Linked DNA regions of Homo sapiens: region 1 is linked to region 2. The links are chromatin loops, found by intact Hi-C in ENCODE. Cell type or tissue: spleen. All regions are shown on one strand.

Region 1 (8,000 bases), 540 kb before region 2:
TCTTTCTTTTGCCTATTAAACTTCTGTTCTTAACCTCACTCCGGTGTGTCCGCATCCTAGTTTTCTGTGGCTGTGAGAAAACGAACCTTGGGTATTTACCCTAGACAACGATGCTGCTTCACTTCCAGAGGTGCCTCTAGCTTCTCTCTGCTGAAGTCCACTGCCTCTCCCTGCAGCCCTCCTGGATGAGGTCTAAAACCACACTTGGTCCATAGGAGACACACATGGATGCTTTGTCCTGACATGCTCTGGAACAGGAAGACTTCAAATGCAAGCACCTCTTCTGGGGTTTTGTCTGCTGGCAGCTAGCTAACCCATCTCTCACCTTCATGTTTCTTGGGTAGGAAATAGACCAAACCCTTTTGTCTTCTAATAGAGGGGATATATAGTAACCATATATTTGGGGGTTTCTGCTGAAGCCCCAAAGCCCCCTTCTCCAAGCTCAAGGAGAAGAGCAGGCACCTTGCAGTCCTCACCCTTGATAGGAAGTAAGATTTACAGTACATCAACAGCTAGTCCTAAAACCCTTTGCTATCTCCTTTCCTTGAAGTCCCTGATGCCAAACCTGGGTCAGGCAGAAGTGTCTCTTCTATTTGGAGGTGGGGGATTGGGGTGAGGTTGGGACTAAGTACAGCTTTCTTCAAAGAAGCTGTCTGCAAAAATCATCCCCAATCTCCAACTTTTTTTTTTTTTTTCTGAGACAGAGTTTTGCTCCGTTGCCCAGACTGGAGTGCAGTGGCACAATCCCGGCTCACTGAAACCTCTGCTTCCTAGGTTCAAGCGATTCTCCTGCCTCAGCCTCTGGAGTAGCTGGGATTGCAGGTGTGCACCACCATGCCTGGCTAATTTTTTGTATTTTTAGTAGAGACTGGGTTTCACCATGTTGGCCAGGCTGGTCTCGAACTCCTGACCCCGTGATCCGCCCACCTCAGCCTCCCAAAGTGCTGGGATTACAGGCCTGAGCCACCACGCCTGGCCTCTCCGATCTCCAACTCTTAACCCTTGGTATGGGTGGGAGGTTTAGGAGTTATTAAGCTATAATTCAGACAGCTCTTTGGTTATGTCATTTGTGCGTGTCTTAGATCTCTTTTGGAATGTGATGACTATTGTCTTTAGTGCCTTTGTTTCAGCCTCATGCGATGCTCTGACTATATTGACTGGCCTGTCTTCCTTCCCACTTGTTTCTAAGCTCTTGGAGGTGAGGTTCAGGTTTGATTAATTTCTATCTTCAACAAGCAGCCTGGGTCTAGCTCGTGGTAAGCACTTGGTGCGTTCTTGCTGAACCAATGAATAAATGCCACAAATCTCTTTCAGCGAATAATCAGTAATTTATTGAGCAAATAAATGATCAAATGCTGGGCCTTGCGCAGAGGGAGCAATGATCACATCTACCACAGGGCACAGTTTTAGAGCGCTTCCACAGTAGTTGGGATGAGTGGTTATTGGGTGTCAAAGTATTTGTCAATGTCCAATTCCAAGGCTGGGGCAGAGAAAGCATGGGATAAACCTAGATGATCTTGTGATGCCAAAAAGTAAATTACTTGGCTGGGGGGAAGAGGAAGGGCATGCCAGAAGGACATAGGAACCAGCCTGAAGGAGCCCTCAGTGGCCAAATCTGGGCCAAGCTGGGCAACAAAATAAAAATAAATAATGATAGTAATGCATTACAACGCATAGAATAAAAAATCAGTATCCGGAAGTCCACACTGGCATGCATGAGTAAATAATTACATAAATAAATTGAAGAGTGGGGAAAGCACTTCTTTACGGTAGAATTCTGATCATTAAATGTAGAAGGGATGATGGAAATAGGCAAACACCAGAGTAGTAAGTGCTTTAGGCAAAAATCAATGGATGCTGAAATGAGTGGGCAAAAGCGTGGCGAGAAAAGTGATACTCACATAATCTCAAAGTATATCCCCTTTGATACTTATTAGTTACAAAGAGAAAAATGGTAACTTTACAGTAGAGATCCCAGTAATCCCAATTTTATCAGGTGATCAAATTTAAAGATCACTATGGGTCGAGTATCCCTTATCAGAAGTGCTTGGGTCCAGAAGTGTTTTGGATTTTGGATGTTTCTGGATTTTGGAATATCTGCATGTACATAATAGGATATCTTGGGGATGAGACCCGAGTCTAAAGACAAAATTCATTGATGTTTTATTTACACCTAATACACATAGCCTGAAGGTAATTTTATACAATATTTCTAAACATTTTGTGCATGAAAAAAAAGTTTTGACTGTGTTTTAACTGTGACCCATCACATGAGTCAGGTGTGGAATTTTCCACCTGCACTCTAAAAGTTTTGGGTTTTGGAGCATCAAGCCTCACAGATTTTGGATTTTCAGATGAGAGAGTCTCACCCAATAGAGAGAAGACACAGTGACATCATGAGCCTGCTGGCCTGATGCACTGAGAAGGGGACAGCCTCACATCTGTGGTGCTTTTGCCTTCAAATACTGAATTTAGATATGAGGAGACCTCAGACTGATCCAAACTTGGGGACATTCTAGAAACTAACTGGCTAGTACTCTTCAAAAATGGCAAGATCATGAAAGAACAGACTGAGAACTATTCTAGACAGGGGGATGTTTAAAGAGACCCAACAAATGAAGGCAACATCATATCCTAGATAGGATCTTGGATCAGATAAAGGCTGTTCGTGGAACAATCGGAGAAGCGTGAGAAAGATGTGTAGGTTAATTTACAGTATCTCATCAACTTTGACTAATGTAGATGAGTGCATTGTGCCTGTGTAAAATGCATTAATATTTCGAGAAAGTTGCTAAGGGTTTATGATAATTACTTGTACTGTGGGTGCAACTTTTAAAAATAAATTTGAATTTATTTCAAAGGAGTTTGAGACCAGCATGGGAGTTGGTCAAGCCCCCTCTCTACAAAGAAAAAAAGATTATTAGCCAGGTGTGGTGGCTTAAGCCTGTAGTCCCAGCTACTAGGGAGGCTGAGGTGGGAGGATTGCTTGAGCCTGGGAGGTGGAGGCTGCAGTGAGCTGTGATGGTGCCACTGCACTCCAGCCTGGGCAACATAGCGAGACCCTGTTCCATCCCCCAAAGCATAAAAAAGTTAAAAAATAAATTAAAACTATGCCTTATTTTTAAGAAGTTAGTATCTCCCTCTTGAAGCTCATCCCTCTCTTGACTTTTTCAAGCATCTCAATCCAAAAGGGTTGGTTTCATCCCCCCTCCCACTGATTTGATCAGATCTTGCTATGGTTCCTCATGGCCACATGGTGTCGCTGTTGGCACTCTGTCCTGCCTCATCTTGCCGGCCTGGCAGATCCAGCTCCCTGCAGAGGCCCCCGGGAATAGCCATGGATGAGCCACGCCCCCAATCTCGAGCTTGGCGAAGGCGCTCTAGGCTTGAATCCTCCGAGGTCGTCGTTCTCAGGGCTCAGCCCTTTCAGTTCACATCCCGAGCCTCCTCTGATGGACCAGCTCACCCTGGAAATCGACTGGCTGGGCACTGGTGTGCTGCCTCTCCCAGCCCTTGAACCCTCCGTCTTCCCCGCTTGAATTGCACATCTTCAAGACGCTACAGACACCCTAGCTCCTCTGTCCTGCTCCCAGGGGAGACTGTAGGGATGCAGCCCTCTAAGAGACACTCCTTCAGGAATTCCAAGGTGTCCACACTTGCTTCTCTGGGAGGGAGGAGCAAGCTCAGTATGACTTTCTGTGCCCTCTCTCATTAGACATGAGCTCAAAAATTTGAGCACTTCATTTATTCACTTTCTACAAAAAATATTTATCAAGTGTCGGCTTTGGACTGGGCTCTCTGTTCTAGGGATTAATAAAAAGATCTTGGCTGTAAATCTAAAGGCAGACGTCATGAAACAAATCAAGAGTTAAGACTCTGTAAGGATGGGGTGCTGTGGGTACCTGACGGGAAAACCTTGCTCACCAGGTCTAACCGTGGAAGCTGGCACTTGAATTGAATCCTGGAAGAAGAAAAGTACCAGCTGATATACAAGAGGAAGAAGGACATTTTTCTCTGCGGGAGCAGCAAATATTCAGACCCCGAGTCTGAACGAAGACATCCTAATGTGTTCCTACAACTGTCTCCTTTAGTGCTCCTTTAATGCATTTGACCTTATTCTCATTCCTCTTTTTTTTTTTTTTTTTTTTTTGAGACAATGTCTTGCTCTGTTGCCCAGGCTAGAGTGCAGTGGTGCAGTCATAGCTCACTGCAGCCTAGACCTCCTCGGGCTTGAGCAATCCTCCCGCCTCAGCCTTCTGAGTAGCTGGGACCACAGATGTGCACCATCATGTCTGGCTAATTTTTTTTTTTTTTTTGAGATGGAGTCTCGCTCTGCCACCCAGGCTGGAGTGCAGTGATGTGACCTCAGCTCACTGCAACCTCTGCCTCCCGGGTTCAAGCGGTTCTCCTGTCTCAGCCTCCCGAGTAGCTGGGACCACAGGTGTGCACCACCACACCTGGCTAATTTTTGTATTTTCAGTGGAGGCAGGGTTTTGCCATGTTGGCCAGGTTGGTCTCAAACTCCTGACCTCAAGTGATCTGCCTGCCTCAGCCTCCCAAAGTGCTGGGATCACAGGCATCAGCCACAGTGCCTGCCTCTTGTCCAGCTTATTTTTATTTTTATTTTTTTGTAGAGATGGGGTCTTACTATGTTGCCCAGGCTGGCCTTGAACTTCTGGGCTCAAGTGATCCTCCTGCCTTGGCCTCCCAAAGTGCTGGGATTATAGGTATGAGCCACCACGCCTGGCTTCTGTTTTATTTTCTGTTTTGTTCTTCTGCCTCTCCACACTGGTCTATGAGCTCTGAGTGGGCGGGCACCTTGTCTTCAATGTTGACTTTATTCCCAGTGCCTAGGACCAGGTAGAGTCTCAGCTTTAAAAAAGTGACCAATTAATGAAACAGCTTAATGTATTAGTTAGTGGCAATGCAAGCTGTGGCTCCATCTGGCTGGGGTGATGTTTAGGGGAGCAGCAACTTCCAAGGCTATAGAGTCTGGCAAAAGGTGGGTCACATAGAACCTTGTGTGCTGAGCCTGGGAGGAGCTTTTGCTTCATCTTGAAGCCAGTGGGGAGCCTCGGAATCTATTGACCAGAAGAATAAGGTAATTGCATTTGTCTTGAAGGCTAGCTCTGCTGCAGCCTGGAAGCTACCTGAGAGGGGTTAAGGGGAGAGGCAGTGAGAACAGCAGGAGGCTTTTGCTGAGATTTGGGCAAATGACAAAAAGGTCCTGAGCCTAGAAGATCTTGTGATGCCAAAAAGTAAGAAACTATTTGAGAAAACAGAAGTATGGAGGCATGTCAGAAGGACACAGGAACCGGCTTGAAGGAGCTCCCAGTGACCAAATTTGGGACAAGTTGAGCAACAAAGTAAAATAATGGGCCGGACGTGGTGGCTCGTTTCTGTGATCCCAGCACTTTGAGAGACCGAGACAGGCAGATCGCTTGAGCCTAGGAGTTTGAGACCAGCCTGGGCAACATGGTGAGACCCCATCTCTACAAAAAAAAAAAAAAAAAAAAAGGAAAAAAAAGAAAAAATACAAAAATTAGCCTGGCGTGGTGGTGCACCAGCCTGTGGTCCCAGCTACTGAGAGGCCGAGGCGGACAGATTGCTTGAGCCCAGGAGTTTGAGACCAGCCTGGGCAACACGGTGAAATCCCATCTCCACAAAAAAAAAAAAACAACAAAAATTAACTGGATGTGGTGGCCCACACCTTTAGTTCCAGTTACAGCTGGCCACTTACTAATGCACTTAATTGGAGGAGCTATACTAATATTATCAACTATTAATTTACCCACAGCTTCAAGTACATTCATTATTCTAGTTTTATTAACCACCCTCGAATTTGCTGTAGCCCTTTTTCAGGCCTACATCTTTACACTACTAGTAAGCCTCTACTTCCATGACAACACATAATGACCCACCAAACTCATGCCTATCAGATGGGCCAAGCCTAGCCCCTGACCACTGATGGGAGCCCTTTCAGCACTACTAGTAGCATCCAGCCTAGCCATATGATTTCATTCTAACTCTGCTACCCTCCTGACTCCGCTACCCCTCCCTTCCCTTCCCTTCCCTACTAACCAATACATTAATAACATATCAATTGATGATGTGATATTATCTGAGAAGGCACATTCCAAGGCCACCATACATCAATCATCCAAAAAGTTCTTCCATATGGAATGATCTTATTCATTGTTTCAGAGGTGCTCTTCTTCACTGGTTTCTTCTGAGCGTTCTACCAGGAGGCTGAGGCAGGTGGATCGCTTGAGCCTGGGAGGTGCAGGCTGCAGTGAGCTGTGATTGCACCACTGCACTCCAGCCTGAACAACAGAGCGAGAACCTGTCTCAAAAACAATGATAGTCATGGATTATAACACATTGAATAAAAATCAATATCCAGGTGTCTACACTGGCATACATGAGTAAAGAATTAGATGCATACTTTGCAGAGAAGGGAGAGTGATTCTTTACAGATTCCTGTGACTACTAGGTGTAGAAGGGATGATCTTCCAGGCTCAGGACTTCTAGGCTGTGAGGGGGCTGAAGAGAAGGACAGGTACTATGGAGGTAGCTGGGAGAACAAGCATGGCCCCGACAAGATGGCGGCACCCACCCAGATGGCCCAGCCATTCTCGGAGGAGAGAAGAGTTTGAATCTGAACACTTTAAATGGGTGGTGCCTGGGTGTGCGACATCCCGGATAAAATTCCATGGACAGCATAGGACCTGTGGGTTTGAAGATGAAAAGGAAGATAGGAGATGGTCAAGGAGATTTGGGACTTACCAAGGTAAAGATGGAGGTAATGCCGTGGGTGTGAATGGCGGCATCCCAAGGGAGAATGCCCAGCGCGTTAACTCTGGATGGAGCCACAGCGTTATCAACAGAGAAGAGAAAGAAAAACCCAGCAAAGGAGACTGAGAGAAGTCATGGAAACCAAGAGGCCGTGAATTACAGAAATCAAAGAAGACGTTTCTACGAGTGAGTAGTCCACAAGGTCAAATGCAGCAGCCAGATCCAGCCAAACAAAGACTGGATCCTGTCCCTTGGGTTAGACTGTCTGGGCTTTGGTGGCTGCAGAAGCAGCACTGGTGGAGAGGTGTGGTCAGAGCGAGATCACGATGGGGTGAAGGGTTGGAGAGAGGAGACAGTCACTGCTCTAGCCCCATGGGTCCCTCAGTCCTTACCCCACCTCCCGTGAGCTCTCTCCCCATTTCCCGCCTTTGCATGCTTCCAGAGCCAGCTCCAAGCTGTCCCTCTCTCCTTATCTCACCTCTGTGGAAGACTTAATTCTTCCTTTATCTGCGTTGCTAAGATAATTCACTATACCTCTTAGGACACTTTTTTTTTTTTTTTTTTGTCTACATAACCTGTAAGGTGAGCTATATTTATATGTAACCTACACTCTCTATATTTATATATTTATTTATTTGGAGGTAAGGTCTTGCTGTGTCACCCAGGCTGGAGTGCAGTGGCACAATCATGGCTCACTGCAGCCTCCACCTCCCGGGCTCAAGCCATCCTCCTGCCTCACCCTCCTGAGTAGATGGGACTAGAGGCACGCACCACCACACTGGGCTAATGTTTAAAATTTTTCATGGAGACGGGATCTCCCTAGGTTGCCCAGGCTGGTCCGGTATCTCCCTAGGTGGCCCAGGCTGGTCCCAAACTCCTAGGCTCAAGCAATCTTCCAGCCTTGGCCTTCCAAAGTGCTGGGGTTACGTGCATGAGCCACTGTGCCTGGCGTCATCTATATATTTATATCTGTGTGTCCCCATGTAGTTCCCTCCTTTTATCTGCTTCTTTACGACTCTCCGAGCTCCCTTCCTTCCTCCCTCCTCCCATACAATTAAGCAGAAACAGAAGCCCTAAGAAAGAAAAAGAGGGCCCAAGAAAATTCTTGGGTGTGGGAGGAAGAGTCTCTCAGGAGAGTTTGCAGGGCTGTTTTCTGTTGTCAGTACTAGGTCACTGTGGGACTTGGGGAAGAGAGAGAGAGAGAA
Region 2 (8,000 bases):
GGTGTGGTGGCAGGCACCTGTAATCCCAGCTACTTGGGAGGCTGAGGCAGGGGAATCACTTGAACCCAGAAGGCGGAGGTTGCAGTGAGCCACGATCATGCCACTGCACTCCAGCCCAGGCGACAGTAAAAAAAAAAAAAAAAAAAGAATTTCTCTATTCCTATAACTTCATCCTATGCACCAGGACTACAGGCATGAGCCACCATGCCAGCCTAAGTGGTAACTTTTAGGGCATGATACAGATAATCCAATCACCTCCAGGTACAAGTCATCAGGAAATAGACCATCTGATGAATTAAACTCTTGTCTTCACAAACACCCCTTCACGTCTGTTAAATGCCTACTTGAGCTAAAGCATTGAAAGGAATAAACTACCAGGAATAAAGGTGTTGGAGCTTGATTCTTAAAGGTCAGCTTGGGGTGAGGGGGAGCAAAATTTCTTTCCTTTATGTCTAAGTTGCAAAAAAATGATTGACCTCTGATATTTCCTACAAGTTAATCTTTGATTTCATGAAAAGAATTGACTTAAGTACTAGAAATTCTAAAGAAAATTCTAAAGGAATTCTACCTCTAGCTTCAAATGGTGAATTTCCTTTATGAATTCCTTTTGGGGAGAAGACATGGCAATTTTTGTTGGCTGAATTCACATATCTTGAGCTTTATGAACTAAATGATGAGGAAGACTGTTGAGGACTGTTGGAGCAAATTCCTCCTACGCAACTAAGTCACATAAGTAGATTGTGTCATTTGAGAAATGATAGCTCAGAACTCCAACACGTTACAGAGAGGTTGTTGAGAATATATTGAAGGCCAAAGGTAGTGAATCACCAGACAGGCGTAAGTGTGCATTGAATGGTGTTTTGGGCTCTTACCGTATTCAAGGCAAAACACATTTACTTGAATTACTTCATTTAACCCTCACAGTAACCCCACTGAGTTGAGTGTTATTGGCCTCATTTTATAGGTGAGTAAACAGAAACTTTAAGAGATTTAATAACTCTCTCAAGTCTCTGAACAAGTGAGTAGCAGATTCAGCCCTCAAATCCAGTGTATAGTTTTGCTCTTAACCATTTTTTTTCATATTTGGTTGTGTTATATGCAGTCTGGAATATGATCTTGCTTTCATAGCATGATTTTGCTGTCAAACCATATTTTTATCTGGACTGAAAGTTACATTCTCCAGAGAACCAGAGTGTTATAAATGCAGATTTTCTAATAAATCTGGACTCAAGAAGGGAGGTTCTTATTGCAGAGTTTGGTTTCATGCACAGAAAAGGTAGAGTTCCTTATTTTCCAGGTATCTAGGAAATGGTGATGAATACCAAGAAGGATCTTAATGGATGTGCTTGTTTATTTTATTTATTTATTTGTTTTTGTGATGGAGTCTTGCTCTGTTGCCCAAGCTGGAGGGCAGTGGTGCAATCTTGGCTCACTGCAACCTCCGCCTCCTGGGTTTAAGTAATTTTCATGCCTCAGCCTCCTGAGTAGCTGGGAGCGTGCAACTACACCTGGCTAATTTTTGTATTTTTAGTAGAGATAGGGTTTCACCATGTTGGCCAGGCTAGTCTCGAACTCCTGACTTCAGGTGATCCACCTGCCTCGGCCTCCCAAAGTGCTGGGATTCGAGGCTTGAGCCACTGTGCCTGGCCTACAAGTTTATTTTTGATTTCATGAGAAGAAATCAACTTAAGTATTAGATAACCTTAACTCTGGTTCCACTTCTCCCATTATCTTGTTGTGTGGTTTTGGAAAAGTTAATGAACCTCTCTGGATGTTGGGTTTCTTAAAGCAGGCAAAGCACATTTACCATCCTTCATTCACAGCATTATTAGGAACAAATAAAATATTATGTGTACAACGACAAATATTTCAGTCCCCAGTAGTGAATGGAGAAGGCCATAGTTGTGTTTGAGGTGGTTTTTATGTATCTGTGGCCAGGATGTAGCCTTGGGCTGAATGTATTTTTAGGTTCTTGCATTTGTAGGAAAAGCAGTATAGATACAGGAAGATTTGGGCTCAGACTGGGTGCAGTGGCTCACACCTGTAATCCCAGCACTTTGGGAGGCCTAGGTGAGAGGATTGCTTGAGGCCAGGAGTTTGAGATCAACCTGGGCAACGCAGCAAGAGCCCATCTCTACACACACAAACACAAAAAACAAAATTAGCCAGGTATAGTGGTGCACACCTGTCATCCTAGCTACTTGCAAGGCTGAGGCAGGAGAATTGATTGAGATCAGGAGCTGGAGGCTGCAGTGAGCTATGATTGCACAATTGCGCTCCAGCTTGGGTGAGAGAGCAAGACCCTGACTTGCTTTCTCGATATAGGGAGACTCCATCTCTACAAAAAATAATTTTTAAAAATGAGCTGGACATGGCAAGACATGCCTGTGGTCCCAGTTACTCAGGAGGCTGAGGCAGGAGGATCGCTTGAGTCCAGGAGGTCGAGGCTGCAGTGAGCTCTGATCATGCCACTGTACACTGATCAAGCCTGGGTGGAGTACTCCCTCCCTTCAGAGGGAGACCCTGTCAGAAAAGAAAAAATAAAAAGATCTGGGGTTGGTGTTTCAAGTAAATAAAAATTTGCCAGTGAGTAGGGGGGCAATTGGATATCACTAAAGGGGGACACTTCAGGGAGGACTTTGATCACCACTTCAATGTTACCTAGAATTATCCTCCACCCCTACCATTAGAATAGCGACCCAGCTTGGGAAGGATAGGGATTCCCGCCTCCACCCCCCGCCTCCCAGTTTGGGTAGTTTCTTCATACACATGCACAGAGCAGTATTCAAAGATTCAGACAGAGGCTCACTCCTTCTGTCGCCTAGGCTGGAGTGCAGTGGTGTGATCTCAGCTCACTGCAACCTCCACCCCCACCAGGGTTCAAGCCATTCTCCTGCCTCAGCCTCCCCAGTAGCAGGAATTGCAGGCGTGCACAACCATGCCCGGCTACTTTTTGTATTTTTAGTAGAGACGGGGTTACGCCATGTTGCCAAGGCTGGTCTGTGAATCTCTGGATCTCTCTCTGGCTCGGCTTCCTTATCTCCAGGAAACATCCATGCAAACTCCAGCCTCCTGGCCTCCTGCCCTAGAACCACACTCTGTCCCCTTGATTCTGCAAGGCTTTGCTGTGCTCCCTGGCCATTGGGATTAGCCATGGTACCTCTCTGCAGGGAGTGAGTTGGGGCACTCCTACAGGTCACCTCATTGGCTGGTCTTCTTGCAACGATCAATGTCCTGTGTTGTCTATTGTTCAATCTCCGAAAACTCTTGTTTCTTCCATTTATCTGATGTTCTAGTCATTTAAGGCTGGAGTGGAACTCTGATCCTTGTTTTTCCTTCATGGCTAGAAATGGAAATCTTTCACTTCATTTATGTATTTATTTAATTTCATTTTATTTTTTTTTTGAGATGGAGTCTCACTCTCTCACCCAGGCTGGAGTGCAGTGGCGTGATCTCTGCTCACTGCAACCTCTGCCTCCTGGGTTCAAGCGATTCTCCTGCCTCAGCCTCCCGAGTAGCTGGGACTACAGGTGCATGCCACCACACCCAGCTAATTTTTGTATTTTTTAGTAGAGATGGGGTTTCACCATGTTGGCCAGGATGGTCTCAATCTCTTGACCTCATGATCTGCCCACCTTGGCCTCCCACAGTGTTGGGATTACAGGCGTGAGCCACTGTGCCTAGCCTTTATTTATTTATTTATTTATTTATTTATTTATTTGAATTTTTTTATTTTTTGAGACGGAGTCTCGCTCTGTTGCCCAGGCTGGAGTGCAGTGGCGCGATCTCGGCTCACTGCAAGCTCCACCTCCCGGGTTCACGCCGTTCTCCTGCCTCAGCCTCCCGAGTAGCTGGGACTACAGGCGCCCACCATCACACCCAGCTAATTTTATGTATTTTTAGTAGAGACGGAGTTTCACCGTGTTAGCCAGGATGGTCTCGATCTCCTGACCTCGTGATCCACCCACCTTGGTCTCCCAAAGTGCTGGGATTACAGGAGTGAGCCATCACCCCCAGCCGGGCCTTTATTTTTAATATGTGATTCAGGATTGCCTTTTCCACATAAATTTCTCCAACTATTTCAGTACTTATGCTCTCTCTCTCTCTCTCTCTCTCTATTTGGGGGGACAGGGTCTCGCTCTGTCACCCAGGCTAAAGTAGTGGCACTGTCTCAGCTCACTGTGACCTCCACCTCCTGGGTTCAAGCGATTCTCCTGCCTCAGCCTCCCAAGTAGCTGGGATTATAGGCGTACGCCACCACGTCTGGCTAATTTTTGTATTTTTAGTAGAGATGGGGTTTCACCATGTTGACCAGGCAGGTCTCAAACTCCCGACCTTGTGATCTGCCTGCCTTGGCCTCCCAAAGTGCTGGGATTACAGGCGTGAGCCACTGCACCTGGCCTCGCCTTGTTTTTAATACATGATTCAGGATTGCCTTTTCCACATAGATTTCTCCAACTATTCCAGTTCTTATTCTCTCTCTCTCTTTCTTTAGCGGGGACAGGGTCTCACTCTTGCCCAGACTGAAGTACAGTGGCACGATCTCAGCTCACTGCAACCTCTGCCTCCCAGGTTCAAGGGATTCTCATGCCTCAGCCTCTCAAGTAGCTGGGACTACAGGCACACGCCACCACACCCGGCTAATTTTTGTATTTTTAGTAGAGATGGAGTTTCGCCATGTTGGCCGGGCTGGTCTCGAACTCCTGGTCTCAAGAGATCTGCCTTCCTCGGCCTCCCTAAGTGTGGGATTACAGGTGTGAGCCACCGCACCCTGCCCCAGTTCTTACTCTCTATCTGTCTCCTGATAGATGGGGTGATGTGCAGCAGCCCCTTGTCCCTGTGCTAGGCAGCCAATTAAAACAAATCTCACTAATTCTGTATGCAGCAACTCACAGGAGATTCACAAGCAATCTGTATGGTAGGTGAGATCATTTTTGCTTCCGTGAATCAAAAGTAACATAGCTGATGGCAAAGACAGGATTTGGACCCATGTCCTCTGAGTCTTCATATGGCATGTTAAAATAACATCTATATAGAACAAAGGGTTAGAAGGAAGAAATGAGGGCCAGGCACAGTGGCTCATGCCTGTAAACCCAGCACTTTCAGAGACTGAGGCAGGAGAATTGCTTGAGGCCAGGAGTTTGAGATCAACCAGGGCAACATAGCAAGACCCTATCCCTACACACACACAAAAAAATCCCTACAAAATTAGCCAGGCGTGGTGGTATACACCTGTAGTCCCAGCTACTTGGGGGACTGAGGCAGGAGAATTGCTTGAGCTCAGGAGTTGGAGGCTGCAGTGAGCTATGATCACACCATTGCACTCCAACTTGAGTGACAGACTGAGACCCTGACTCTGAAAAAAAAAAAAAGAAAAGAGAAAAAGAAAGAAGAACATCAGGCCAGGCATGGTGGCTCATGCCTGTAATCCCACCACTTTGGGAAGCCAAGGCAGGCGGATCACTTGAGGCCAGGAGTTTGAGACCAGCCTGGCCAACATGGTGAAATTCCATCTCTACTAAAAATACAAAAAATTAGCCAAGCGTCGTGGCATATGCCTGTAATTCCAGCTACCTGAGAGGCTGAGGCAGGAGAATTGCTTGAACTTGGGAGGGGGAGGCTGCAGTGAGCCAAGATTGCACCACTGCACTCCAGCCTGGGTGACTGAGCAAGACTTTATCTTAAAAAATAATAATAATAAAAATAAAAATCTAGAAAAAAATACAACTGACTATTTAGCTTATCTACAGATATAAACAAAAGCACTGGGTGAAAGAAATAACATATTTTGTTGTAGGACTCTACTGTGACCAAACCAGATTTCTAGATTGAGTCATTTTTAATTTTTCACCCACTTTACCCCAGTAATAACAAGAGTGTAACCAATGTCTTTTTGCATAAAACTGTTCTTTCCTCACCAATCTTGAATTATTGCTTTAAGATAAGTTTTCAGAACCAGAATTCAGAGATAATGTTTCTGTGTACTTTTACTATTCTTTACAGATAATTCTGAAAAGAGGGAACTAATTCATATTCTAACCAAAAGTATATGAGGCTGCACATTGCATTATATATTCCTCACAATTTGGATCATCATTTTTCTATCTTTGCTAATTTCACAGACAGAAAAGGACCTCCTACTTTATTGTATTTTTCCATTTCTGCTGTGGCTATATATTGTTCTAAAAGTTTGTTAGAAATTCTTTGTGTTTTTTGTTTTATGAGTGGATCTCTAAGTGTTTATTTAAATTATTCATTTGCTCTGTAGAAGATAATTAAATATTAAATACACGAATCATTTGTTATATTTGTTGGAAAATGTTAATTATTTTAACCCCAAATTTTTTTCATGTAAAATATGGAGGTTGCCTTCCCGAAGCCCTGATATTTAAGCAAGCAGTTTAGAAGAAAGCAAGGCTGTGCTTGTATGAAATAAACATCTCTGCTGTCAGTTAACTATATCCACCTAATCCCCCGGATTTTACCTTGTATGTAACTGGCTTCCTCCCCACCCCATCTCCGCCTTCCATTTTTGAGCTGCAATTCCTCCTCTAAGTGGGATTTGAAATATGAACAAATGGTAATTGTCTTTTATCTCATCTCCATCTCTCTCTCCTCCCCTCCCAGACTCTGCTTATGCATTAAGTACCATAACATTCACAGGATGGGCCTGCGAACCATCTGCCATTACACAGAGAGAGCAGTTGAGAAGAAATCATGTGTAGATTAAAGGCTGTCTCCTTCTGTCACTTAAACAAGCACATCCCAGATTTGTACTGTAATATAAATGAGAGAGGTAAGCTAAATGTCTGGGCCGTTTAAGTTGTATGAAATTAGTACCGTGTGGTTGGACAATTCCCCAGAAGGTACTGGGAGAAACATCATCCCATGAATATCTCGGTGGAATTTTTTAAAATATAGGATGGAGGGCTGGGCACAGTGGCTCATGCCTGTAATCCCAGCACTTTGGGAGGCCGAGGTGGGTGGACCACGAGGTCAGGAGATCGAGACCATCCTGGCCAATATGGTGAAACCCCGTCTCTACTAAAAATACAAAAATTAGCTGGCATGGCGGTGAGTGCCTGTAATCCCAGCTACTCGGGAGGCTGAGGCAGGAGAATTGCTTGAAACTGGGAGTCGGAGGTTGCAGTCAGCCAAGATCATGTCACTGTAAAACAGAGAGAGACTCCGTCTCAAAAAAAAAAAATTTATATATATATATGATGAAGAGCAAGAGAAGATAGCAGCAGTTAATCAAGGCAGAAAGCTAAAGACAGCGAAATAAAATATTTGTTCAAAATCTGTTACACGTGATTGCATCTGTGCCATGTGAAAAATCATTTGTTCATTGATTCATTCACTCATCCACTTATTCACTCAACACATGGGCATGGCATGCTAAGGGCAAGGTGGTGACTGTGTGTGAGTTTGGTACAGTCTTGGCTCCTATAAACATCACGGGCTAATGGAGGTGTAGACAAGCAAATAAATAACCAAGTGCTATGATCAGGATGAGGTTCTTAAAAGGGCCTGCCCTTTGCAGCTGACACATCTCAATTAGACTTTGAGCCTAGGAAACTCACTGGCTGTATGACTTTGGACTTAAACTTTCTGAGGCTTAAATCTATCATTTATAATATATGCATAAAAACATCTCTCTCTGGCCAGGCGTGGTGGCTCACACCTGTAATCTCAGCACTTTGGATGCCCTCCTAGTTTTGGTAGTTTCTTTTTCCTCAATTTGGAGGCTGAGGCAGGAGGATCTCTTGAGATTGGGAGTTCAAGACCAGCCTGGGTGACATAGGGAGAACCCCATCTCTACAAAAAGATTTTTAAAAAATTAAGCAGGCATGGTGGTACATGCCTGTAGTCCCAGCTACACAGGAGGTCAAGGCAGGAGGATTGCTTGAGCCCAGGAGTTTGAGGCTGCATTGAGCTATGATCATGCCACTGCACTCCAGCCTGGGTGACAGAGTAAGACCCTGTCTCAAAAAAATAAA

What was found. A loop is a pair of places that touch in the nucleus more often than their neighbours do. Peaks named below come from ENCODE experiments on the same cell type or tissue, not always from the same donor. Only the 100,000 strongest peaks of a DNase experiment are listed, where the experiment ranks them.
Region 1: a loop joins it to region 2, with 5 times the contacts of the local background. A loop is called at or near these places in 4 of 110 quality-filtered maps.

Annotation. Positions count from the first base shown.
Region 1 is chr7:67,622,110-67,630,109 of GRCh38, forward strand. It overlaps the pseudogene MTATP6P21 and the pseudogene MTCO3P41. Among named protein-coding and RNA genes, the nearest start is that of LINC01372, 290 kb to the left of the region's middle. In spleen, a CTCF peak has its summit at 3,226 (motif pointing right); a DNase peak (open chromatin) is centred at 3,313; H3K4me3 peaks cover 314 bases; H3K27me3 peaks cover 2,469 bases.
Region 2 is chr7:68,160,111-68,168,110 of GRCh38, forward strand. The region is part of intron 4 of LOC105375341 (a long non-coding RNA gene); the gene reads right to left. Among named protein-coding and RNA genes, the nearest start is that of LINC01372, 830 kb to the left of the region's middle. In spleen, no CTCF peak of the experiment used is centred here; a DNase peak (open chromatin) is centred at 3,076.